5 separate regions of the Mus musculus genome follow, and regions 1, 2, 3 and 5 are each linked to region 4. Evidence: chromatin loops called from intact Hi-C (ENCODE). Cell type or tissue: heart. All regions are shown on one strand. Region 1 has its middle 2.7 kb from the start of Hs3st3b1. Region 2 overlaps Hs3st3a1 (heparan sulfate (glucosamine) 3-O-sulfotransferase 3A1). Region 3 has its middle 37 kb from the start of Gm29851. Region 4 has its middle 9.6 kb from the start of Elac2. Region 5 holds the start of Gm12292 (a long non-coding RNA gene).

Evidence for each region. A loop is a pair of places that touch in the nucleus more often than their neighbours do. Peaks named below come from ENCODE experiments on the same cell type or tissue, not always from the same donor. Only the 100,000 strongest peaks of a DNase experiment are listed, where the experiment ranks them.
Region 1: a loop joins it to region 4, with 7 times the contacts of the local background. A loop is called at or near these places in 15 of 42 quality-filtered maps.
Region 2: it touches region 4 in a loop (2.9-fold over the local background); 5 of 42 quality-filtered maps call a loop at or near these places.
Region 3: a loop joins it to region 4, with 13 times the contacts of the local background. A loop is called at or near these places in 12 of 42 quality-filtered maps.
Region 5: a loop joins it to region 4, with 2.8 times the contacts of the local background. A loop is called at or near these places in 2 of 42 quality-filtered maps.

The regions. Positions count from the first base shown.
Region 1 is chr11:63,922,504-63,927,503 of GRCm38, reverse strand. No RefSeq gene overlaps it. Among named protein-coding and RNA genes, the nearest start is that of Hs3st3b1, 2.7 kb to the right of the region's middle. In heart, a CTCF peak has its summit at 2,062 (motif pointing left); DNase peaks (open chromatin) are centred at 2,203, 2,943 and 4,033; H3K4me3 peaks cover 3,343 bases; H3K27ac peaks cover 1,402 bases; H3K27me3 peaks cover 2,839 bases.
Region 2 is chr11:64,436,862-64,441,861 of GRCm38, reverse strand. All of the region lies in intron 1 of Hs3st3a1 (heparan sulfate (glucosamine) 3-O-sulfotransferase 3A1), which reads right to left. Among named protein-coding and RNA genes, the nearest start is that of F930015N05Rik, 2.7 kb to the right of the region's middle. In heart, a CTCF peak has its summit at 2,743 (motif pointing right); no DNase peak of the experiment used is centred here; H3K4me3 peaks cover 495 bases; H3K27ac peaks cover 41 bases; H3K27me3 peaks cover 1,996 bases.
Region 3 is chr11:63,211,043-63,216,042 of GRCm38, reverse strand. No RefSeq gene overlaps it. Among named protein-coding and RNA genes, the nearest start is that of Gm29851, 37 kb to the left of the region's middle. In heart, a CTCF peak has its summit at 2,800; no DNase peak of the experiment used is centred here; H3K4me3 peaks cover 413 bases; H3K27ac peaks cover 1,969 bases.
Region 4 is chr11:64,966,888-64,971,887 of GRCm38, reverse strand. No RefSeq gene overlaps it. Among named protein-coding and RNA genes, the nearest start is that of Elac2, 9.6 kb to the left of the region's middle. In heart, a CTCF peak has its summit at 3,121 (motif pointing right); a DNase peak (open chromatin) is centred at 3,207; H3K27me3 peaks cover 704 bases.
Region 5 is chr11:64,895,875-64,900,874 of GRCm38, reverse strand. Gm12292 (a long non-coding RNA gene) reads left to right here and starts at 1,792. Exons shown (of 5, transcript XR_001780237.1): 1 at 1,792-1,933; 2 at 3,595-3,727. In heart, a CTCF peak has its summit at 1,910 (motif pointing right); no DNase peak of the experiment used is centred here; H3K27ac peaks cover 486 bases; H3K27me3 peaks cover 505 bases.

The DNA.
Region 1 (5,000 bases), 1.0 Mb after region 4:
CATTTGACTTTTTACTTTTTCAGGAGCTATGTGATTTTCCATCCTTAACAAGTAAAGGTAGTTCGACACAGATGAACTAACAGGTGCGAGGATAGAAACTGTACACAGATATTGCTGTGGAAACCGTATAGGAATAGGCCGGGGTTGCTGGTATGAACCATGCCAGAAATGGTAGGCACAGATGGGTCCCGTGAAGTGTGCAGGTGCCCTGTTCACCCTTCCCCAACTGCAGAAGGGTCAGGAAGCAAGTTTGGGCAGAGGGCAGAAGTGGAATTGAGACATGGGTCCACACCTTTCACCCTTTCCTGACCCCATAGGAGGCTCTGGAGCAGACATGATTTCAGCCAATCAGCAGAGGATGCCCTGTGACAGGACCGCCCTTAAGCCCCGCCCCACTGCTCTCTCTCTATAGGGACTCTGCAATCAGAAAAGGCAGCTGGATGAATAGCTTGCTCTCAGCTGGTTGTTGGGAAAGAGATATCCTTGGGCTAGAAAGTGCTTACTGGGCTCGCTCCAGGGAGCCCGCAGCTTCCTCTACAGTGAAAGCAGGGACAGAAGGCAAGGCGGACCTGTTGGAGAAGCTCAATGCCCTGCCGTCCATGTGGTCTCAGAGATGTTCCAGAAACCCTTGTCTTGTTGTAGAGTGTTAAAGCTCCCCCTCGCACTTTTTTAAATCGGGCACTCAAGAGGCAGAGGCAGGAGGATCTCTGTGAGTTCAAGACCAACCTGGTCTACAGAGTGAGTTCCAGGAGAGCCAGGACTACATACCTAGTGAGGCCATGTCTCAACAAACAAAACAAAACAAACAAAAGCCAAACAAACAAATAAAGAAAGCTTGTTTTAGACAGTGGGGAGCTGGGTGTCCTGTAGACACATAGTAGGGTTGTAGCACAACTTTGTCTCCATAGGAAGTTTCTAGTGGAAAAATTAAATGAGATTAGTTTTTTTTTTTTTTTTTTCAGACTTCTGTCCATCCATTAGTGAAGGGCATCCCCGGGAGAACCGAAGACAGAAGTGGTGGGGACGATGATGATGATGATGATGACGATGATGATGATGGTGTGTGTGTGTTTATATGTGGGGAGGGTCTGCTTCTAAGAGGAAGGGCTGAAGACAAATCTATGGCCTGATCTTCTGCGGCTCAGGAGAGCGACTTGACTTTGACTTTGACCAGTCCCGCAGGCAGGCAGGTAGCAGGGAGGCAGATTATAGAAGCAGTGCAGATCTGCTGGAGCACAGGTCAGTGTCCACACGGGAAGAATCACTCCTTCCAACTGGGAGGCCTGACGAAAGTATAATCACAGAACTCTTTAATCAGCCGGAGAGTCCCAGCTGTGAAGGTCTTCCACCTGAGAAGACCTCCTGGTAGGGCCTGCTGACAACCAAGCTATAGCTAGAGGACATCCTGACAGAAACTGTGACTTCCAGAGCAGGGAAACATCCATCCTGAAAGGCTCAGGAAATTCCTGGGTTCTCTCACTTCCCATGCCTTGCCCAGGTCTCCAGGGTACAGGGTAGGGTGGGCGGGGAGGACCCCGGCCCAGGGTGCTGTTCATGGTGCAGGAAAACTACGGAATCAGCGCATCACTTAACCCTCACGTCATAAATTCAATCTGAGCATCACACTTTTTTTCCCCCCTTATGAAATGAGAACTCGCATCCCTAGCGAGGCTGGCAGCTGAGTCACTCAAAGACCCCAGACTTTATTTACTCAGAATCCAGGCTCAGCTCTCCGTGGGGGCTGATGTTGCCTCTCACAGTGGGACTTGGGGACTGAAGCTTTTCTAGCCTATTGGTCAGCCACTGCCTCCACCCCTACCCCCCACCGCCATCTCCAGGAATTCCTTACCCATCCTCCCCATCCTATGCTTAGCTTCTAGGCTGCGGCGCCTATAGCCTTTTGGGGAAACAGAGAGGACACTGGCGCCTGTGACGTCCAGGAGGCGCCAGCAGCCTTAGGTGCCGAATCTAAGCCAAAGTTGAAGCCTCTCCGCCCCGCTCTGCTGAAACCAGATTGCCGCAGCCAACAGTCCAGCAGTAGCGCAGGTCGGAGCGCTCCCTGGTGGGCGGGCAGGGTACCCGCGGCCGCGCTCACAGCCAGTCCCTCCAGATCCGGCTCGCAGCTGCTCAGTTCCAGGGGCGGCAGAGCTGGCAGCGGGCAATGCAGAGGGTTCCGGTGGCAGGAACTGGGGCTCTGGGCCACCGGTTCAGGCCGCCCAGGAAATGCCTTCTCTGCCGTTCCGCCGGGACAAGCGGGGGATGGGAGGGCGAAGCCATCAGAAAGGAGGCGGGTCAGGCGCAGCTGCTAGGATGGAAGCCGGAGAGCGTGTTCTGCTGGAATCTTAGCTCAGGCCATTCCTTTTTAGAAAGTTTGGAGTCACAACAGGTTGCTAGCTACAGGACCCAGGGAAAGAAGGCAAGGACCACCACTGCCTTGCAGATTAGACTGGGTACTCGCTCTCATTAGGTAACCATGAATAAACGAACCCAAATAAGACATAAACCTCAGGTGTGCTGAAGCTGAATTCTCCCCTTAACATATTTTCCAAAGAGTAAGCATTGTGGATAAGTTTATTGGAGGGCATTTTTTTTTCTTTTTCTGGTTCTGGTGGTAGCACTTGTTGGATACCCAGGAACGATAGATAAAGGTAGGGGGTTCCAGTCAGATTGGCATCAGCTCTGCCCAAGATCGAATCTCAGGCTTCGCATTTGGTGTGTAAGGCCAAGCAAGAAATGGCATCTGCTGAGGTCTGAACGAGGGAAGCTATGGCACAGGAGTAACTCCCAAGTCACTCCAGGATAGCTCCTGGGGAGTTTGAAGGCCAAAGGACCAAAGCGTGCAGTCGCAGCCTGCAACTTGCTCCGAACTGCAAATTCTGACCCCGCCCACCCGCTGACCTTGGACGGCCGAGGCCCTGGCTTGGGGCATAGAGAGAACTCCCCTATTGTTCTCCGCAACCGGACCTAGTAGGCCAGGCTGCGATTTAGCCCTTAGGCGCTCAGCTCAGCGCCACACTTTTGGCAATTTCCGACGCCCACGTCTTTGCTTCCACTCGTTGGCTTCCTCCCTCCACCCCCGGAAAAAGAGACTCCAAATATATCCGGTGGTCTCGATGTGTAATCGCTCACTTAATGGCCTTTGCTAACCCACAGGACAGGGACCATTTCTATTTACACGTAGTCAGGCCTTCAGGGAGCCACGTGGGAACTGCAATTCACCACTTTCAAATCAGCAACTTCCTTCCCATCTAAATAACGAGAACTTGAAAAGGCGCCGGTCGGAGACCCTGATCTTTCCTTCTCGAACTGAAAACAAAAAGCCGGACTAGTGCTCAGAGATGCATTTGTTCCTACATTGACTGATTAACTTTTTTTTTTTTTTAATGAGGACTATTAAATCACTTCGAAGAACCCACATCTCAGCGACGGCGGTGGGGAGGGGTGTGGAAACCCTAGAAATCCTAACAGCTGCAATAAAGGAGAAGAAAGAAAAGTGTCCTCCGACTAAATGATTTCCCTCTCAACCGTTTTGTAGGAAATTGTCTTGGGCTAGACACATAGGGATGTCAAAAGAGTATAGCAAGAGCGCAGAGGTCCGGTGGCGGCCGCTCTGTCATCTTTGGTCACCGCTATGGCTAGGATGCACTTCAAATCCGAGGTGCACAACTCAAACCTACTTTTTTAGCTTGGCTCTACCGTCCGGAAGCCGGACCGTGGAGGAGCAGCAAGAGCTCTGGGCACTTGGGGACATTAATTCCGGGAGGGAGACAGTATGCACTCTGATTACCCCCACACTGTCTCAAATAGTTGAGTAAAGGGAGAAAGGATAAGATCGGTTCCGCTTCGCCCGCCGGTGCCCACCGGGAAGTGCAAGGCGCCTGTGGCCGCAGAGTGAGTCACCTCCTGCGTCCCCGCGGCCTGCACGGGGGTCGGAAGGAATGAAAATTCTGTCCCGGAACCGCACGCAGCCTGGCGTTGGAGGCCTTTCGGTCTTGCGGAAAATGGATTCCAGGCACCGAAAGGCTCTCAAGCCGCCACTTGGGTGAACGTCCCCATCCCGACTTTCCTAACTCCGATCGCCAGCGCAGAAATTTGGCCAGGCATCAGCGCCCGAGCTTCCCTCACCAGAGCTGACAGTTTCTGAGAAGACCCCTTTCCGGGCCGCCCCCCTGGACAAAGGTGCGAAACAAGGAAGCCTCGGAGTGGATTTTCACCATTAAATAAGTGCTAGTCACTACTCCTGAATTTACCCCATATCAACATTCGACTTAAAAAAAAGTTATTGGGGGAAAACGCCTAGGATTCAGTACAGAGTCATAGGTCAGAAACCCAACCAATCTTCTAAGCAGGGGCGGATGCCGGCTTAATTGTTTGTTCAAGAGAAAGAAGTTAGAACATCTATCAAATTAATGATGCCAAGGAACAGATACCCATATAAAACTCCGACATGTGACTTTAAGTTTCAACTAGTGTCTTTAAACTAAACAACCTTCCTTCTCTCTGTTCACCCCCCAGGCCTTTTCAGGAGAGTTTGGAAAGAGTGAGATAGTGTTTACGTCTGTCCCTATTAAGCGCCAGGCACAGGGAGACCATTCTGGACAATATTGAGAGAGCGGGAAAGTTAGTGACTTCCGCCGAGGTTTTCCCTACTTAAACTTCCTAAATCAGGGTCTGTTGGAGGCCCTTCCCTGAGCCCCGATTATGAAACTGGGTTTGCGGGTGGGGCTGGAAACACGTCTGGTCGGCTTTCCCTCTTCCATCCCTGTCTCTTTTCTGCAGCTTTTACACTCAGGAGCCGGATGGCGGGACCCTTGGATGAGGACTGGCATCTTTGTCACATAGGCAACTATAGCCAAGACTGGCCTCAGAAGCGAGTGTGGAAAAGCGCGCGTGTATAAGAGAGCGCCACTCAACCGGGTGGGACCTCTTTCAGCGTTGGGTCACTCCAGCATCCTCACCATCTGCTCCTGTCACCAGCCGATGGCCTCGCCTCCCTGAAC
Region 2 (5,000 bases), 530 kb after region 4:
GGGAAATAGAGACCAAGAAACTACACTAGATCGCCTTGTTTTATATTTTGGGTTTTTTGTTTTGTTTTTTGTTTGTTTGTTTTGGGGGGTGTTGTTTTTTATGTAGTTCCTCACTAGGGAACCAAACTAGCTTCAAGCTTGAGGTCTTCCTTATTCAACCTCCATAGTTCTGGGTTACAAGGTGAGTCACTGTGTCTGGCAAAACAAGTTCTCTTTATATGCCGCATCTCTATTAGGTGAGGGTAACGCTCTTTTCCTCTCCCCCCCCCCCAAAAAAATATCTAAGTATACAGGGTCCCTGCCTGGACCCAGACATGGAACTGATGGTGGGTACAATTTATATTTGCTTAAATGTGTCCCATAGAGAGACAACCACTTCTTATGGTTGTTTATATCAAGGACGGTTGTTTGCTTTGTGACCAACACTCTTCATGATGTGAACATCTGGTCTATGTAAGGTTAGCCCCTGTTGTCATTAATTGCACAGGCTGACTTTATTCCCATGACCCCTCTAAAATACAGACTTGGCGCTTATTCTTCCCTGGCCAATCAACCAGTTTATTTATGTGAGACAAATATTTGGGCCAGCGTGTTTTCTGTTAAAAGGGGGACGGGGAGCAGGAGATCATAACGCTGTGGGAGGATTTCCACCCAGAGATTGTCTTCACGTTCACACACAAAGTGTATCTGCATGCTCTGACCCTCAGATCATAAGGGGACGTACACACAAGGAAGTGCAGACCTGAGGTTTTGCAAGAGGTATTGCAATTCTTCTATAACCAGCATTTCTTAGATATTCCCCAACCATTTAATGAAGTTCTTCATACAAATGCCATCCCTCCCCCTTCTATTGTATTTCTACTTCCACACACACATACATGTATAGCACACACACACACACACACACACACACACACACACATGCACAGCTGATTAAGTTGCCAATGATATCTATGGGGGAGAAAGCCCAGAATTCCAGACAATGAGAGCAGGTGGGAAGTGTCTAGTCACTCAGAGCTCCTGGGAATTATAGTCATGGAGGAAATGCCTCCCTTTTTCTCTACACACGTGGACTCCCTAGGCTCAGAGTCCTCTTGGCCCTGGTTCTTTGCTTACTCAAGGACATTCATTGTCTCTGGACTTCACTCCATATGACCTTGCATGGGTGGCCAGGATCTGCACCTCCTTTAGCTTAAGTTTCAAACTCTTTGTGAAAGAAAGGGATGGTGGCCCAGAGGGTAGGATTGGCTCCTGGAGGTGCTGTGCAGCTGTTCCCAGCTGCCACGAGATGCAGCGCTCTCCCAGAAACCAGAAGTGCCTTTGTTCAAGTCATCGCTCCAGTGGCCTTGAAAAAGAAGGCCATGATCTATGATGTTGTAAGGTCAAAATGTTTCATATTTTGATGAAGTTAGGAGCTTCAAGTCTTCACACTAAGTACTTGTTCATCATTTCTGTATGTGATAATGTGATATTCTTGACCGAAATGGTCCAGTCTTGCTAATGATGGGAATTAAGATATGGGACATGGTAGTACTAAAGACAACATAGTAAATGCTTCTAAATATGGTCCAAATAAAGGCATAGAGTATTCAAGGAGCCACTTATGCGCATGTGTGCTTGTGTGCATGTGTGGATGTATAAATAGATAGAAGACAGACAGATGCACAGCAGGCCCTCTGTATCTATAGGTTGTATACCCAGAGGCTCAGCCAACTGCATGAAACTTACAGAAAAAAAAATTGCATCTGTGCTGAATATGTCCTGACTTTTTCTGCTATTATTCCTTTGACAATACTGTAGGAGCTCTTTACATAACATTTATGTCCTATCACACATTATAAATAATGCATACATGATTTAAAGTGCAGAGGAGGATGCTTTCAGTTATGTGTGAATATTGTACTATTTTATAGGAGAGACTGGAGCATCTGCAAAGTGTGATACATGCAGGGGGATGGGACAAATGGCCCCAAAGATACCAAAAGGAGTGTATATATGTGAACATACACATGTTCGTGTGTAGTTTATTTAAATACTTTACAAATATGTATCCTTTGTCTCTGTAAGGAAAATAGAATACCTTTTAGTTGGTACTGATGTAATAGACAAACGGGGAGCGGGCCCTTTTCATTCAGTTCAAAGCTCACCTGCCCTGGAACTACAGTAGAGAGATCCAGTCTTGACTTCCAGTAAAGATGTTTACATTTTGAAGAAAGGAAAAGGATGTACACTCCCTTTTATAGTCATACCACTCGTGCAATAGCAGTGGATATTGTTCACTTGGAATGAGTACTATCCCATGACACACAAGCCATAGACATTTGTCGTATTAATACTCTCTGCTCCATTAAGTCATGGGGGATGCTTTTCAAATTCAACAAGGAGGAGTTTCATACCCAAATACTTCTACTGGAGTGTGCTGAGTTGTTATATATATAAGTCCCCACACAGAAACATTTTTAGGGTGTTTGGTAGGAACATTAAAACACTTTAAATCAATAAGAATAATATCCTGTCTAGAGATTTTGAGTAACAAATTCATTTTCATTTTACTATAATTTTTTTTCAAAGATGGATTTATACTCTACTCTGGAAACACAGCTTACATTTCTATTTTCATCTTGATGGTGGAAATAAAGAAACACCTCAGCAACAGAAATTTCTAACTCTCAAACTCCCTCTCGAAGAGATTTCTTCAAACTTCCTTAAAGCGAAAGCTTTCTCCTTTTGTGAGGACAGTAGGGGGCACTCCCACCGCAAACTGTTAGGACAAATAGTGACAAAGAAGGAGAGAGACAGACAGACAGACAGACAGACAGACAGACTAGACATGTTTTGACTCCCCATATCACTAAGCATCAAAAGTATCACCTATATTTTTCTCTTCTCTAACTTTCTTCAGGGTGCAAATAAAAAGTTTGGTTTTGTTGTTGTTTTTTCCTGCCCCTGCCCCTGCCCCTGCCCCTGCGTGTGTGTGTGTGTGTGTGTGTGTGTGTGTGTGTGTGTGTGTGGTCTTAAGTATGCATAGAAATTCTATATTGCAAATTTGGGACAACTTACAACAGTCTAACCAGACCCTTCTTCTGAATATTAGGTAAATATAAGTAGCCAAAATGAACAGCAGCTTCAAGACAGCCTGTGTGGGGTTTTCTCACATAGAGACTTCAGTCTTCAGTCCTTCTCACAAACATCAAACTCCAAGTTCAGAGTCAAGATGAAAAGAACCCGTGGGGAAATTTTCATTAAATAATCCCATAATCCAGGCTCCACAGGTTGGGTCCTCTTAAATAAGAGTTTCTCATATAATTCAGTGAGCTTAAATTTATGCATTCAATAAAAAAAAAAAAAACCCACTCCACTGTGAATGTTAAAACAAAGACATTGTTCCGACACTTGGAAAATTAAATTCACCAAACCATGAAGCCTACTGTGCAGTTATTTTTGTAACCACCATAAATTGCTTTATAAAACTCCTCTACTGGATAAACAATCCAAGGAGATTTTCTTCATAGTAAAGGACAGGGCGGCCTTAAAGTTTATGACTTTTTCTTTTTCTTTTTTTTTTTTCCATACTTTTTTTTTTAAAGTAGTTGTGTTTCGAGTTACCTCAAAACCTTCTTGCTTTTACATGATTTCAGAAAGTTCCACAGAAAATCAGATCCAGGTCTGTAGATATACCATGCCCTCAAACAGACGTTACTGGAGTAAGAAGAAGCAATCCCATCTTGTGAAAATAAAGTTTAGTAGGGCAAAGCAAAAATGAAGGGGATTAGTACTAAATGTTTCACTATATTTAATTGTACCTCAGAGCCCAGGGCCGGCCTGTATGTCTCAGACTGATGGCTTGAAATGGGTCTCTCCCTGCACTGTATGAGGCCACATTCAATGCGAGCGGCTCTAGATAAGAGTTTTAGGGGTCTTTAATCACTTCATTCTTGTGTCCTTGGGGAATAGCACAGAACAGCCTTTGTGTCCAGAAGAAGGACCTGTTGTCCAGACTCAACAGGTCACTGCATAAGAACTTCCCAGAGGATAGGGCATAAATGACAGAAGCATGGGGGAGGGAGTATATTTAAGTGGCTGATGATTTTAAATGATATATATGCTATATCAGGGGAAAGCTGATTGTTTTTCTTTCCAATGACTGGGAAGTTACTGTTTTTAGAAGTGTTTAATGTTTGAATTTGATTATTATTTTTTTAGGACTAAACTATAAATTCAGCTCCCGAAATCAATCTGAACATGTTCTTGACTCTACAAGTGAATAAACTCGTCACATCATGTCTGTCTGTATTTTATGAATGGTTCCTTCCACGTGTACCTCAACTGTGTCATAACTTTTCTAATATTGTTTCAGTTATAATGAGAATGAATATTTTATGAACAGGCTGAACTTTATAAAAATGAGAAAATTCTAACCATATGAATTTTGTCCTTGAACTTGGAGGAGAGGGGAAAATAAATCAGTATTTTTTACCACAAACCAAATCCAGGCCACGCTAGAATTTATTAGAGTTTGGCTAACTCTGATATTATAGGTGATCTGAATTTGACACTGGCAAATCAGCTTATCCTGTAAATAACATTTACTTCCTAAATTGTATCCAGCGCATTTTCCCATGATTTCCCCCCCCCCTTTAAAATTAACTATCTTATTTGTAAAGATAATAGTTAGGAGATCTTTAGAAAAATTTCTGTCAGGCTGATAGTATTACCAACAAAGTGTTCTTTAAAACCCAGTTAGTCGTTGCTGGCACGTGATGAGGCATAGATTATCCAAACTACAGGGACTCTTGACACTTTTACTAAGTTTCTATATGACTTACCACCTTGGACAACTATCTGGCAAAGGGTCAAGGCAAATAAATACCGGAGCAAAGACCCATGTTAACCACAGGGAATTACCCCAAAGATAAAGGAATAGACATAGGCTTCCCTTGGTAAGCCCAGTAATGAGGAACAGTTTTCTAACTTAAAAGGAAACTCTCCTCTTTCCTTTT
Region 3 (5,000 bases), 1.8 Mb after region 4:
CATAATCTCCAATTTGGGCATGAAAAGAGAGAGAGAGAGAGAGAGAGAGAGAGAGAGAGAGAGAGAGAGAGAGAGAGAGAGAGAGAGAGAGAATCTTCGAGTCTCTTGTTCACAGGAACCCAACAGTAACAGACAACAAGGTGACATGAAGAACATCCTGCCTTCCTATCAGCACACAGACCTCTCAGGAACTACACAGCTGATTTGGAGAAACCAAGAGAGCTAAAGCTGAAGAGAGAGAAGCTGATCCAATCATGTAACTCAGGAATGTGGCTGTTCTCCAGACACAGTGGCTCTGTCTGCATGCCATTATCCGACTCTCACCTTATGCAGAGAACTGGCTCAAGCGCCATAACCAACAGCTGATTACATATCCACACATGTGGTACTTAAAAGAGGAATGACCTTCAGTGGTCTCATCATAAGGGTCAGCATGTCCTTGTGCTCAGGGACCCCAGCCTCAGAATATCCGACAGTCTCAAAAGCCTTGCATGCATTCTAAAATTAGCTATCTGGCTGGGGTAGGGGTGGGGGGTCATCAGACTCAACTCAAGTGCAGTTGAACAGAGCACATTAACTTCCTGACAGCTTTGTTCAGAAACACTCAAAACAAATGACCTGCTGCCAGTATAAATGGATGCAGCAACTCTTTGCTCCTTACTGAGGTAAGCATTGGTGTGTTTGGACATGTTTGTCCCTCAAAGCTTGCATGATGGAAGGTTGGTTCCACTGTGGCAATGTTAAAAGGGAATAGGACCTATAAGAGATACAACTAATGGGACGTCCTTAGGTCATGGGGGCTTCTCTCAGAAGAGTTTCTATATTTCTCATGGGTCCCCTGAGTTCACCCTCAAGAGAGAAAACTGACAAAAAGCCTGAGCCTGACCCTGGGTGAAGTGGAATTTTCTGGTTTTGTTGGAGATTCAGTTGTGTCATGTGGTGTTTTTCTGGAAGCTGTCTGGTGAAAGGACATGTGATGTTTGCTGGAGCAGAGACTTAAGAGCACATGTGATGTTTAAAAAGTGTAAGTATAGCCAACAGACAGTGGATGATGCTCTGGCATGGGTTCACCTTGCTGGTCTTTATCAGGGTTCACCTTGCTGGTCTTTATTGGGGCTCACCTTGCTGGTCTTTATCGGGGTTCACCTTGCTGTCCTTTATCGGGGTTCACCTTGCTGCCCTTTATCGGGGTTCACCTTGCTGGTCTTTATCGGGGTTCACTTTGCTAGCCTTTATTGGGGTTCACCTTGCTGGTCTTCACTGATGACACCCTGGCATTGGTGCACCTTGCTTTCTTCTCTGGTCTCGGCTTGTCATGACTTCATAGAGAGATATACACCAATGAACTTCTGTTCATTAATTCTGTTGCTACTTCATAACTAATTCTGCTACTGTTAAGAATCATAATGTAAATATCTGTGTTTTCCGATGGTTTTAGGGACCCCCTGTGAAAGGGTCATTGATTTCCCCAGGGGTCCTGACCTACATGTTGTGAACCTGAGTGCTGCACTAACCTAAGGCTCACTGCAGAGCCAGCGCTTCCCTGGCTCTCATTAACTCACTGGGTAGAAATTTCTGAGAGTCCACAATTAATAAAGATGCCTCATGCAGTCAGACCTCTGTGCTGATCGAACGGTGTGCTGATCAAACTCATGCGCAAGTGAAATCAGCAGCTTGGGCAAGAGGCTTTGAGGGCGGGATTTCCTCACCCAGTGACCTCACCCAGCAGGGATATCCTCTGAGGCAGATGCCTTGGAGCAACATTTAAATGTTCGACTCTCCCTCCCACCCCCACCCCACCCCTACACACACTGGCCTCTTCCTGCCCGCACAACCGCCTCTGGAGCAGTTAACTCTCACTGGATGATGCTGTATTCCTCAGTCTGCACCTCCCACTTAAACACAAAGTCCGCGAGGTGCTTTGTTATGGAGGCATCCCTGGAGCCTGGCAGGTTGTCATCAGTCGGAAGAGCGGAATGCTTGAAGGAAGGCGCACACTTCCGGAACTCCGCCCATCGCCAGCACTCACTGAGCACGCTGATACTGTCTCTTTTCCTACTCCTGGGCCATTCAAGGACTTGGAGCTATGGACATATACCATGACATATACCACGATGAAGAACTGAATCGAACGTCCTCTCAAGAGTAGGTTCTCATGGATGAATATCCACTGGCAAGCTAGGTCTTCCCTGAAGGTCTAACTTTCTGAGAGCCTAGTGTGAATTGACTTGAGAAGGAAAAAAAAAATGTTTTTTGGTTGTTGTTTTTTTTTTTAATTAAAAAATTAACGTATATTTATTCTCAATTCTGAACTTTCTTTTCCCTTCCTAGCAGGCCAGATGCATACCTCACATGTAAACTGCATAAATAAGCCGTTGGTTAGTCAGCTGTGGTGGAATTTTCTAGCTGGCTGGTCCCTGATACTGTGGTCTCCCTAACTTACCCAGAGTGCCTAGGTGGCCGTGGGCTGCCGGACAAGTGGATCCCAGACTCTTCCTGGTCTTTTGTTCCAATGGAGCTGCCTGCAGCTGTCCGCTTTTTGGGGGACCTTCTCTCATCTCTTAACATCGCTCTATTGCTTGTCTCTTTCATGTTATAAGCAGAGATAGGCTTGTTCAAGTATCTAGGAGCTTGCAAATTTAAAAACAAAAACAAACAATCAAACAAACAAAACCATCAGATTGACCATGAGCTAGCTGTGCAGAGCAGAAATATTTCATTTCCTAGAAAGCCTTTCCACTCAGCCCGCCACAGCTAACCTGCCCTGGACATTGCGTGGCTGTACCCGCCGCCCAGTGGACAGACTGGGTACTGCATTTGCAGAATGCAACTCTTTGTCAAGGAGTAAAGATCTGCTTCAGGCTGGATTCTTTTTCTTACCTGTACACCGCACCACTCTCCTGGAGAGGTACTGACCAAGTAAGGAAGAAGCTTGCAGAGGAAGAGAATAGGGGAATCTCTGTAAAAATCATCGCTGTTCTAATTTTTTCTTGAAATTATGGAGGGGGAAGATCTTTTAAAATGGACAATTGTGAACAATTTGCACAATGTTTGTGCAAAATGCAAACTGGAACCCCAACTTACCCCAGGTCCCATGCTTGGAGCTCTCTTTCTGACTCTCTAATCTCCACACATGTCACCATTCCCCTGACCTGGATTTTTACAGCACAATCTACCCTCCCAAGACTCGGGTGGATTAACAAACAAAAACCTTTTCCGTCTGAGATGGGGCCTTGTTTTGTAACCCAGGTTGGACTTGAACTCATTATGTAGTGTGGATGAGCTCATTATGTAGTTGTAGAACTCCCAAGCTGGTTTGGAATTCATGGTTCCCCTGCCTCAACCTCCTACATTGAATCCTCCTTTAGAGGCTGCTGTGGCTCAGAGTCTCTGAGGTACACAGGGGTGCACACAGTTCCCACGACCCACAGTGGTCTACAGTGGCTGAGGCTTCTTCTCAAAGCAAACTATATCTTACACGAATACCTTGACCCCTTTAGATGTGCTGAGCTGTGGGATGGAGGCTGTGGTCAAGGTAGAACATCTCTGAATGGAACAGAACAGAACCTATCTGACCAACACACACACACTCACACATTACTATCATGACTTGGAATGGGCTTTGTTTAGTGAGTTATAACAAGAGCTGACCAGTCAGGGGACTTCTTCAGAAATGGCTGGAAAATAAGACCATATGCCAGTTCAAGTCTATCATCATCACCACCATTATCATCACTATCATCATTACCACCACCACCACCATCATCATCACCACCCATCATCAATGTATCAACTATTCACATTTCCTGGTCATTTGCCATAGCACTAACCTGATAGAAAGAGAAGCATTTTCTCTTCTGTGTATCTCTTTTATTAAAAGAATATTCTCAGAAGCCTCAAGCGAGCTTCTTTTCTGTTCTATCGACCCGTGCCCTGCTTTAGCTACAAGTGATACCAGGAAGGACGCTAGCATGCATGTTGTGCAGCTTTACTATAGGAGATAATCCAGCCTGTAGGACTTAGAAGATAGGTTGCTAAATAACCATAAACTCTTAGCTATAGTCTTTCTCCTCTGCATATGCATGCATGTGCACACATACCAGTGTTCTGGGTTACATGGGATGATCAATGAAAGAGAGACACTGCAGGACGGATTTGGGCTTCTCAGCAGCTGGGGGATCCACCTCTCAAGACTAAACTCTGAACCTGCTTGCAGAGCCTCCTAATTGTTACACAAAAGGCATGTTTAGCAAGCCAATTTCTGCATACCAAAACCTCTTATCTGATCTAGGAGTTGTCTGAAGGAACTATTACCTAAGCAATTCTCAGCCAGAGGAGACTTCTTAGCTTGCCAGGAATGTCTCAGGACTAAGTTATGCAAAGGCTTTATGAATTCTTCAGAAGAAGCAGCCTCATAAAACCTCAGATAGCAATCACAGACGATTTACAAAAGGCTATTTCAAAGCCTAGGTACCTTCACCCCAGAATTCATGCCAGATACAATGGCTCTGCCAAAATCTGCTATGAGCATGCGTGCGCACCTCCCCCACCCACACACACATATGTGTGTGAGTGCGTGCATGTGTACATGCATGTTTCCAAATATCCCCCAAAGACACATAACAACAGGCATGCACACATGTATTCCCTCCTTGTACTCATTCCATGAACAAAACATCCATTAAGTCTATTATGAGCCAGTGTTTTGGCTTGATATCTGGGGCATGGTAGGACATCACACACACACACACACACACACACACACACACACACACAGTGAATGAGTGAGAATATCGAGAGTACTGAACTCCACATCCATGAACCTTGGCAGCCTCGGTACGAATCTGGTTTTCGTTCTTACTAGATTGCAAACTTTCACCTTTTCTATTACAGCTTCTCCCATTGGCAAGCCCAGATTGAAGCATCACCACACAAGAGTTAAGTCAGTCATTGTTAAGTGAAAGAAAGGCTGCCTGAACTCACAGATAGGGACAGCTCTT
Region 4 (5,000 bases):
TAGCACTTGCTACCCACCCTCACTCAGCGATCGTCTATCTGTCTCCCTTTTTCTACCCAAAGCCAGCTCTGCAATCTCTCAGAACATGAGATGTGAGGTTTGGAGATAAAGGTCATCTCCTGTGGTCATATGAATGAGTTATTCCCCACAGTTTGCCATTTGAGTAATTTGGTCCCAAGTTGGTGACTGTTTGGGCAGTTTAGAAGGTCAAGGTTTCTGGAGGAAGTATGTCACTTGGGGGTCAAGCTGAGAGTTTTCAAAAGCCACATGCCATTCCCATGAGTCTTGGTTTCCTGCTTGCTGCATGAGATGTTCCTGATTCCAGCTGTCCTAATCCCCTGCTTCGGATGGTTTCTGATGGGCCTAAACCATGAGCCTAAATAAGCCCTTCCTTCTATAGCTGCCTTCATCATTACAGAAACAGAAGTGCAACTAAATAATACTTTATCTAAGCACATTCAGAGAAACAGCTGGGATCAGTGGTAAATGAATTAGCTGGAGCTATAACCCAGCCAAGTTTACACAGCTTAACTTCACATGTTGCTTGGCACCAGTTGACTTTAGAAGACACCATGCTTAGCATGAGAAGGGATAGAAAGAAGGAGCAAGCAGGTTCTGTGCTGGCTACCCTTTGCTGGGCATTTACCCATCAGAGGAAATGGACAATAGCCAAAGTCCTTGACACCTTAGTCATCTAATAATGCAGAGAGAATGGCTAGTTATTAAGTACTTTTGTACCAAGAGTTTTACTCAGGTAAATAAGCTTCCCAGGGCTTATTTCCTACAGAATCACTGGATTCTACCGGGCCAGACCCAGCAGCAGCCCTGCCTGGCTCAGGTCTGTTCCCTTCCCAGGAAATGATTTTTTTTCAAGATTTATTTTATTTGTTTAATTTTTGTGAGTGTGAATGTGTGTGTGTGTGTGTGTGTGTGTGTGTGTGTGAACATGACACTAGCTAGCTTTTTCTAGAAAGGAGACCTTAATTGGGGAATTGCCTCTATCATACTGGCCTACAGGCAAGTCTATGGGGGCATTTCTTGATTAATGGTTGATGTGGGAGGATCCAGTCCATGGTGGGTAGTGCCACCCCTGGGCAGGTGGTCCTGGGTGGTAGAAGACAGCAGGATGAGCAAGCCAGGAGGAGTAAGCATTCCTCCATAGCCTTGCCTCTAGGCTCTTTCCTTGAATCCCTGCCCTGACTTCCCTTCATCATAGACTGTGAACTATAAGCTGAAATAAACCTTTTGGCCCACTCCTGCAAGCTGCTTCTGGTCACGGTGTTTATCACAGCAATAGAAACCTATCTAAGGACAGTGTGTGTGTGTGTGTGTGTGTACCACATTTGTTTTGTGCCTATAGAGCCTACTAGAGGACATCTAATCCCTGAAAATGGAGTTACAGGCAGCTATAAGCTGCCTCCTGGAGGTGCAGTGAGCTGAACACTGCATGAGAGGTAAGTACTAGGAACTGCTATGCCATTTTTCCAGCAACACTTCTCCAGGATTCTAAGCAGGGAAGTTAGACACAGAACCCAACCAATTTCTGCCCCCTGCTCTAAAGACTAGTGTGTGTTTCTAGAGGGATGCAGGAAGGCAAAAATGTCTCTGGTCCTTCATGAGTTTGAACCCTTATGAAGGTAGGGTACCTTGTCATCCTCATTCCCCTGGAAGCTTGTCTTTGAGAAAGCAAAACCCAGAAGACTTGCTTTATGTCTGCTCTGTAGTCTATCTCACTCCAGAAGTGAGTGGGCCTCGCTGCCCAGGCAAGGCAGAGGAAATGACAGTGTGTTTGTTTTGCTTGTTTGTTTGAAACACAGCATCAATTTGTCTCATGGGCTAAACTTGAACTTCCTATGTAGCCCAGGCTGACCTCAGTTTCGTAGTGATCCTCCTGCCTCAGCATCCAAGGTGCTAGGGATTACAGACATTATCATGCCTGGATCAAGTCTGTATCTCTGTGCTCATGTGTGTATTTGTTCACATGTTTGTTTAAGTGTGCAGGAACATGAGGAACATAAAGGAAACATTGATGTCAGCATGTTTTCTTTAAGCACATTTTCTACTTTATTACATTTTTTTTTCAAAGGGATCTTCCACTGAACCCGGAGCTTGATATTTTGGCTTCGATTGCCTGGCTGGTGGGCCCCTGGGACCTGGCAGCCTTTGCCCCTGACTGCTTGGCTTATAGTGCCAGAGTTACAGAAATGTGTTCTAATGTGCTAAGTTCTTATGTGGGTGCTGAAGATGTGAATGTAGGTCCTCATGTAGTGTCCTGTAATACGGTTGCACTCTAGCCACTGAGCCTCTCCCCAGCCCCTAAGGCAGTCCCTTTAAAACATGATCTCCCCTCATCTGCAACACTCAACCACTATGTCACTTCAGTGCCTTCTCTTGGTTATTTATTCAGTCTCTTCTCCATCATTATTTCCCTCTCCTCCATAAAATCATAAACACGTCTAAAACACTGAAAATCCTGATCATTACTGACTTAAAAGAACACAAGGCCCCTGCTTTATAAGGAAACATTGCCCAGGTTTCCTTGCATGCTGCCATACACTGGTGCTCTGCCGCACTCTGTCCCCTCCTCCCTCTGTAACTGAAGAGAATGGGTAACAGGCATTCTGCTCTGCCACTTAGCTGGCAGAATGCCTGGAGAGCAGCCAGTGGCCTGGGTTCAATCTCCTGATAAGTCATCAATTTCTTTCTCACCCCAAACATCTGGTTTAGGCTCCTGAGTTATGAGCTAATATTAAATGTAAAGGCTTACAGCGTCACATATATAACACTGTTGATTAGAAACATCAAGAAAAGTAATTGACTGGAGGGGACTTGTGTGACCAGCTGGTCAAACATCTGGATAAGATCCCAGGGATCTGAGCTGAATTCCCAAGCCGGTCATTCTTTCTTGGCCAGTAGTACATGGTAGCATCTTTAAAAGTTCTGCGTCTCCTTCTTCTGCACTGAGTTTCCCACAGTAATTTATATACAATAATATGAATGTGTGTTTTGGTTAGCTGAGAAAAGCTAAATAAAATAATTCCAGTTGTTATCTTCCCACGCATCCATTCCTTGGATAGTGTGGTTGTCCGCTTTTCTTTATCCTTGTCCTGTTACCAGCCATAACCACTGGGTGGCAATGTCTACCCATGTTTGCCAAATCCTACGGTTTGTGAGGGAGGTGACCATTGGCTAAGCCCATCTGGTTTGCAGCTGAGCAGCCAGCCCAAGGAAGAGTCCCTGCCAGCCTGACTGAGGCTTTGTTTTCAGGAGCCACTCTGGTGACAGCTCCACAAATCTCCTAAGTCAACTGCATCTCAGTGACCCAAGCCAGTAACCTGTGACCAGTACCCTGGAGCTAAGTGCAGCTTTGGGAGATGCTGCATTCTGTGGGCCAACAGCAGCCTCTTCTCTCACTCTCTTCTGCCATCATTGGCCCCTGCCGGAAAACCAAGGACTTCTCCATCTCCCCTGGAGCATTGGGATTTGAATTTAAGGAGGACTGATGTAGGGTATTTGTTTGTAGTGTTGGGTTGAGAAGGGCTCTCAGGCCTCATGGTCCAGGCTCAGAGAGCAGGGATACTGTCTTTTATTAGCCATCTCCCTAACCCGTCTTCCTGCCTGCCTGTCTTATGCTCACTGGGTCTGTGTGAAGAACCAGGTACTTGACTAAGGGTTCCAATATTAAGATCATCTTGGTCTCTGTCCGTATAGAACTTACAAACTAGATGGAGAGACAGACAAACCCCAGAACAGGGCCACATGGTGTTGGGAATACACAGCCCTGGGTGTGAATAATAGAACCAGGATGAGGAAGAAAAAGTTAGGGCATAGTGTGCACAGAGATGCTTCTTGTGTCTCCTTTTGCTGTGGTGAGTCTACAAGGTCAACAAGCTGCCTTGTCTCAGCCCAGGCATGGTGGTGCACCCCTGTAGTCCAGGCACTTAGAAAATGGGAAGTAAAAAGTTGAGGAATTCAAGGTCAGCCTTGGCTAGATAGTTGGGGACAACCAGAGTCCCAGCAGACCGTCCCTGACTCTAAAAACAAAACAAACAAGCAAAGCCTTCTATCTCACCTGCCCTCCCAGGGCATTGCTGGCTGTTGGAGTGACACAGAGGGGCAAGGTAGGTGCCCTGGCTGAGAGAGACCCTTGTTCCATCATGACAAGAAATTCCCAGTTCTGGTAATTGTTTTTCTATGAAATATAGCCTCAGGGAGTGCTCTGTCGTGAGATCACTTAAAGGAAAGGTTGAGTTTATATTTTTAAGTGAAATTTAAAAAAAAAAAAGACACTGTGGGCTTTAAAAAAAAAAAAAGTATGTGTGCAGCCAACATTTCCAGCCCCTGGAATGCTTGTGTCTGTTTTCCTCTTGTGATGAGGAGCGGTTTCTGCATTCTTTGCCTTTCAAACTTCCTTCCACTGCTTCCTAACTGTGGTTTTTCACTTTGAAAGTAAATGCTGTGCTGTTTAGTGTGTCTCCTTCATGGTGTTTGCTCACCTTTCCGTTCACCCCAGACTCTGTTGCGGTGGGCTTGGAGAGGGGCCCGAGAAGTTCCCTCTTTAGCAGAATCCTGGGTAATGCTGAAGATGCTGGGTCCAGCTGGTGGATGAGGACACCCACCGCAAAGTACCAGGAGGTAGGGAGCACGGATGGGACTTGGGCTTGAGCATGTGCTGTGAACTTGGAGTTGGCTGCCTTGTTTCCAAGTACAAAGTAAAAACAGAGGGAGAGGAAAAAAAGGCATTGTGTTATAATGACTCCAATTCTGTCCTTCACCTTGTCAGTAATAGCTTCAAGATTCTGGATGACAGACCTTCGTGTTGGATGCTTAACAATGGCTCGCTGCTTTGAAGCCACCAAACAATAAGCTGGCATGTGGAGGATGCTAAAGTCAGAAGGAGCAGAGCCACTGGATCTGTGTACACAGTGTTCTCACTTTCTCTTCCCACTCCCTGTGACTTGAACACCTCAGCAGGGGCTGATGCTAAGCTGCATGATCTC
Region 5 (5,000 bases), 71 kb after region 4:
TTTATATGATAAAAGCCTTAGAAATGAAGATTCCCCCCCCCCAAACAGTTTCGATGTGTACCATTTTAATGCTTAGATTAAGAGGCATGTCATGAATTGGGAGAATTTAAGCAACATTCCATTCATCATACTCTCCTCTGGGACTGGTGTCTTCCAAGATAAGGGTGTTCCTTTGTCCAGCCATAGGGAGGGCAGGGACTCTTACAATGCCCTACAGAGAAGCAGGGCCAGGAGGTGAGTCTCCAGCCATCCCTCTTCTATTCTCTCAGGTGCAGTAGTGTTGTATCTTAAGGGTACGTCTCTTGCACCCCACCACTGAGCTTTGCCCTTCCCAGTTCACAATGTCTGCGCAACTTCACCACAGTGGTGCATCCTTCATTTGCCACTTCCCAGTGTTCTCACCCTCAAGGAACAAGACTTTTAGGTTAGTGGATAACAGCCATGTTGGCCTCACTGCATTCCTGGGATCCCTGCCTGTGGGAAGCAAGGAACGAACAGTACTTAATACAAACAGGGTTCCCAGCACCCTGTTCACTTAGAGCCTTAGCTTTTAATCTTCAACAAACCAAGTAGAGAAAATAACAGCTTGTAAAGGGCCAGTTTGTGAAGGAGTCAGGAACTGGTTATACTCTGGGGACACAGCCCCCCCCCCCCACCACCACCTCGAGTTTGGGCAGGAACTGACCAGGTAACTCATACTGGGCTTGTTTACAGTGATTTAGCTGTGCAATGCAGTTTAGGAGGCTGGCGAGCTTCTAGGCACTGAGAGGACCATTGTCAGCCCAAGAAGCAGTGGCAGCAGGCGCCCCTGCCCTCCAACAGAATGTGTCCTTTCTGTTAAAATGTCAAGCTTGTTTTAAAAGGGGCTTACGTTATTGTTATTTTCTTTAACAGGAGGCTTTGAGGTGCGAACTGAAGGGTGTTATTCCTCCACCGAATGTGACTGCTGGGTTACCCAGGGTGCCCGTGCCCTGGAATGAATGGGCACATTATGCCTGCCATTAAAAGTTGTGGCTCTTAATTAAAAACGTGATCTTGGGTCTTTATGGAGACATTGTTTAGGTTTTCTCTAGCTGTTAACACGTAATAAATCATTTTAAAAGGACCTTTTCCCCCTATCGCCCCGAATGGGGAGTGCGTTTTTTAAAAAGCAATTGGAAAATAAAACCGGGATTAAATTTCGTGTTTGACAAGGTGCTAAGGGGCTCAGCACCTCAGCTGGGGTAAGACAAGAGAGCTTTGCTTAATCGGCTACTGACCTCTCCTTGCTGACTCTGGCCTGGCCTGGTGGGTTCAGGCTGCCAGGGTGACACTGGTGTCAAAAGTTTAGCTTGGAGATGTCAGGACAATTTACAGACAGCCCACCTTCACCTCTGTTCCCTCTATTATATTGTGAGTGTAAAACCCGTGGTGGAGAAGGCACCTCCTATCATCATGAGCTTGCCAGGAAAGCTAATAAAGTGAGGAGCACGTGGGTCCGTGCGGGTGTGGGAGAGATCCCAAAATCACCCTCCCCCCACACTAAAGATCTTGTTCTCCTTCTATATTCCTGATACAGCTTTCTAATGGTTTCCAGTTCCTAAAGAGATCCCAGCCTTCCCCCAGATCACCCGAAAGCGTGAATCTGACTGGTGGTCTGGGCCTTCTGACTTATTGGACTAGGCTTACAGCCTTTGGCTGGCACAGTGGAGAGGAGACTGGGGGCTGAAGCAGGGCATGTAGCATGTTGCACCCTGTCTCTGTGCCCCGTGGCCTGCATTCTTCTGCAGAGGAGGAAGACAACGCTTCACCGAACTGTTACCAGATAAGAACGATAACAACTTGAAAGGGTTACTTGTCGCTGGTGCAGAAGCTGCTTGCTGTCTGGGTGACATCCTTTTAAGGCAGGAGCCTCGCTGTCGTAATTCCCTAGCTTGCCAGCAGAGGGCAGAAGGTACATCGGCTTTACAGCACCTGGCATACCTGGTTTCTAGACTGGCTTTTCCTCCGCTGTCCTGGCTATGACCTCCATGCCTGTGTGCTGTGGGGACCACACACAGCAGGCAGTGGTTTTTCCAACGTGTTTACTGAAGGAAATTTCAAGAGAAACCTGTAGAAATTAGAAAACATCGGATTTCTCATTCCATGTTACAGTCCATTCCAAATTTGACCTTGGCCTGCAACCTGCGTTTCTAATCTGCTGAGACCCCTTTCTTTGGAGTGCAACCCTGTGTCCCTGTCTGCCAACTTTGCTCCACACTTCAATCTTGCTTTTCTGTGCCATCTCTACCTCGGAATTCGCCACGACTCAGGCAGCGGTTCTGTGCTCTCAGATGACCGGGATGTTCTCGGTCTCTTTCTCTCTCTCTCTCTCTCTCTCTCTCTCTCTCTCTCTCTCTCTCTCTCTCTCAAGATTCCATGATAGATGCTTGAATCCAGGCTATGCTGGTCCACACTTCAGCTCATGCCCGGAAGTCAAGGCCAATGCACCTGTCTCCACATCTCATCTTTCCGCAAATCTAAGAAAGCTCTGTGCTCTTCAGCCAGCTGCCGCTCTGTTACCAACAGAGAACTGGACAAGGACCGAGAAGGATTGTAATACCGTCAGATTCCTAGTGTTACACTTCTTCATGTTATCATCAGATGAATCTTCTCTGTAGAAAAGTGCAAGATATATGGAGAAGCCCCTCTCCTCCAGCCCTGCTCCCTAGGGAGCAAGGCAGTGTGTGTGAATCTTTCTAGGTAGAAGTATGCCTCTATTCAAATTGATTTTCATTATTACTAATTATTAAATCATGTTTGTGTTTTATATATATATATATATATATATATATATGCACCACATATATGATGTGTTATATATTTTACATTTGTATATGCATACCATATTTGATAAAACTTTGGCATAGCATACCTACAGTGGTTATACATATATTGACAGTCAAGAATAGATACCAATCCTAAATTGAACATCTTTTTCAGTTCTTCTTGCATTGATCTCAGGGAACACTGTGAAATAAGAGGCAGGAAGGATGCAAGAACTGGGGGCTGAGAGGAGAGCTGTGAAGTGTTGTCTTCTTGGCAAGGCGTGGACCTCTCAGATGGGCACATAGCAGCTGTGGTCACCAGCATAAGACCTGATCAAACTAGGGAAACTGCCAGCTTAAGTGATATTGGCTGGGTTTACAGAGAGGGAAAAAAAAAGCAATATTTCATGTGGATTGGGGCCTGTCTTGGAAGAAATATATGGAGGAAGCTGGAAGGGGAAATAGAGATTAGATGTGATCATATTTCATTGAATATATGCAAAGATGTTCATGCTTAAAGGAAGTTATTTGTAAAGCACAGATGTACACGCCTACTATGAGAGGAGCCTAGGGACACAGCGAGCACTGTCTCTGTCCCTTGGGAGCACACACACTGGCTTCCTTGAATTTCCTCCTCACCTCCCTCCTCCCCACCAGCAGTGCTCCCATTTTCTCATTTCCTGTCTTTTCTCCCTAATTTAACACCATGCCCTTGTCTCTAAAAAAATGTATAGTTTTAAAATTTATGTGTTTTCAGCATCCTGTTGTTGAGATCTGCAATTTATTTGTTTTTTTTTTTTTTAATCAGGTAAGCTTCTGATACTTGTGTTAAGGTATCTTGTCACGTTTCATCTCCACTATTGATGACACTCCTTCATAGCACCAAAGAGCCAGTCACCCATCAATCGATGTCGGGCCCTCTCCTGCTTTCTCATATAAAGGTCAGACACCTCTTCTGTTGCATGTGTTTAAAAATGTCAATAACTGAATGGCTGACCATAATAACCATCTGTTCATTATTAACAAGGTACTATTCGTGTGTGTGTGTGTGTGTGTGTGTGTGTGTGTGTGTGTGTGTGTGTGCGCGCGCGCGCTATGGTTTGGGTACATGTCCCTGAAAGGTCCATATATAGAAGGCTTGGTCTCCAGTGATGCTTTGGGGAGGTGGTGACATCTTTAAAGAGTAGGGCTAGAAGCCAGGTCATTTGTCCTTACCCTTGAAAGGAATAGAGGGATCCTCTCCATAGACTGAAGCCTTAGAATTAAGCAGAACTTTTCTGCTTGTAAATTAATTATATTATATTATGTATTTTATAACAATTATGAAAACTAACTAATATTGTGTATGTGTGTGTGTGATTTCTGAAATACAAACATTAGCATTATACATGCTGTCAGGTATACAGGTATGACTGCTTAACATTAGAGATGCATTCTGGGAAATGTGCCCCTTGGCAATTCTGTCTTTGTGCAAGCATGAAAGAGTGCATTCACAGGACTCTGGGTGTCTGGGCGTCACCGGTGAACAACCCTCTGCGGCTGTTGTGGAGGAATGGAGATGTGCTAGGCGTGACACCCAGGGGGTGCTTGACAGCATGATAAAGCACACCGTTGTAGGGTGAACTGTGTAACCAGGAGAAACTCACTCCAGCTAACAACGGAAAGTGTAGTTTGCAACCGTCAAGGAGCATCCGACTGTACTTTTGAGTCTCCTGTGCGGTCTGTGTGGGATGCGCTGTGGTTTCATTATGCGGTGTTGGCCACTGTGTGTAATCACAAGTGCTGTGTTTTCACAGGCCTGGCAGCACAACAGCTTTGTTTACCCGGCACCAGCACAGACACTTGAGTGGCACAGTGTCACCCACCAGCAGACGGGAGGGGGTCTGTCGCTTCTGTGTGTGCCAGCTCCTTTATCTGGAGAATTGGGAACTGAGGGGATTCTGTCTGTAATGTTTTATTGCTATATTCTAAAAAGTTTAATGAGGGTTACACTTTCATGTTGTGTATGCGCGTGCATGTATGTGTGTGGTGGGGGTGGAGGAATTGGGTGGATGTGAAAGTCAGAGGACACTGTGCAGGAGGGGGATTGGTTCTCACCTTCTACCACGTGGTTCCTGGAAAAGCTGGGTTTGTCAGGCTTCGTGGCAAGTGCCTTTGCCCACTGAGCCATCTTGCTGGCTAGAGAAACAATCTTGAAGCTAAAGAGACTAAAAG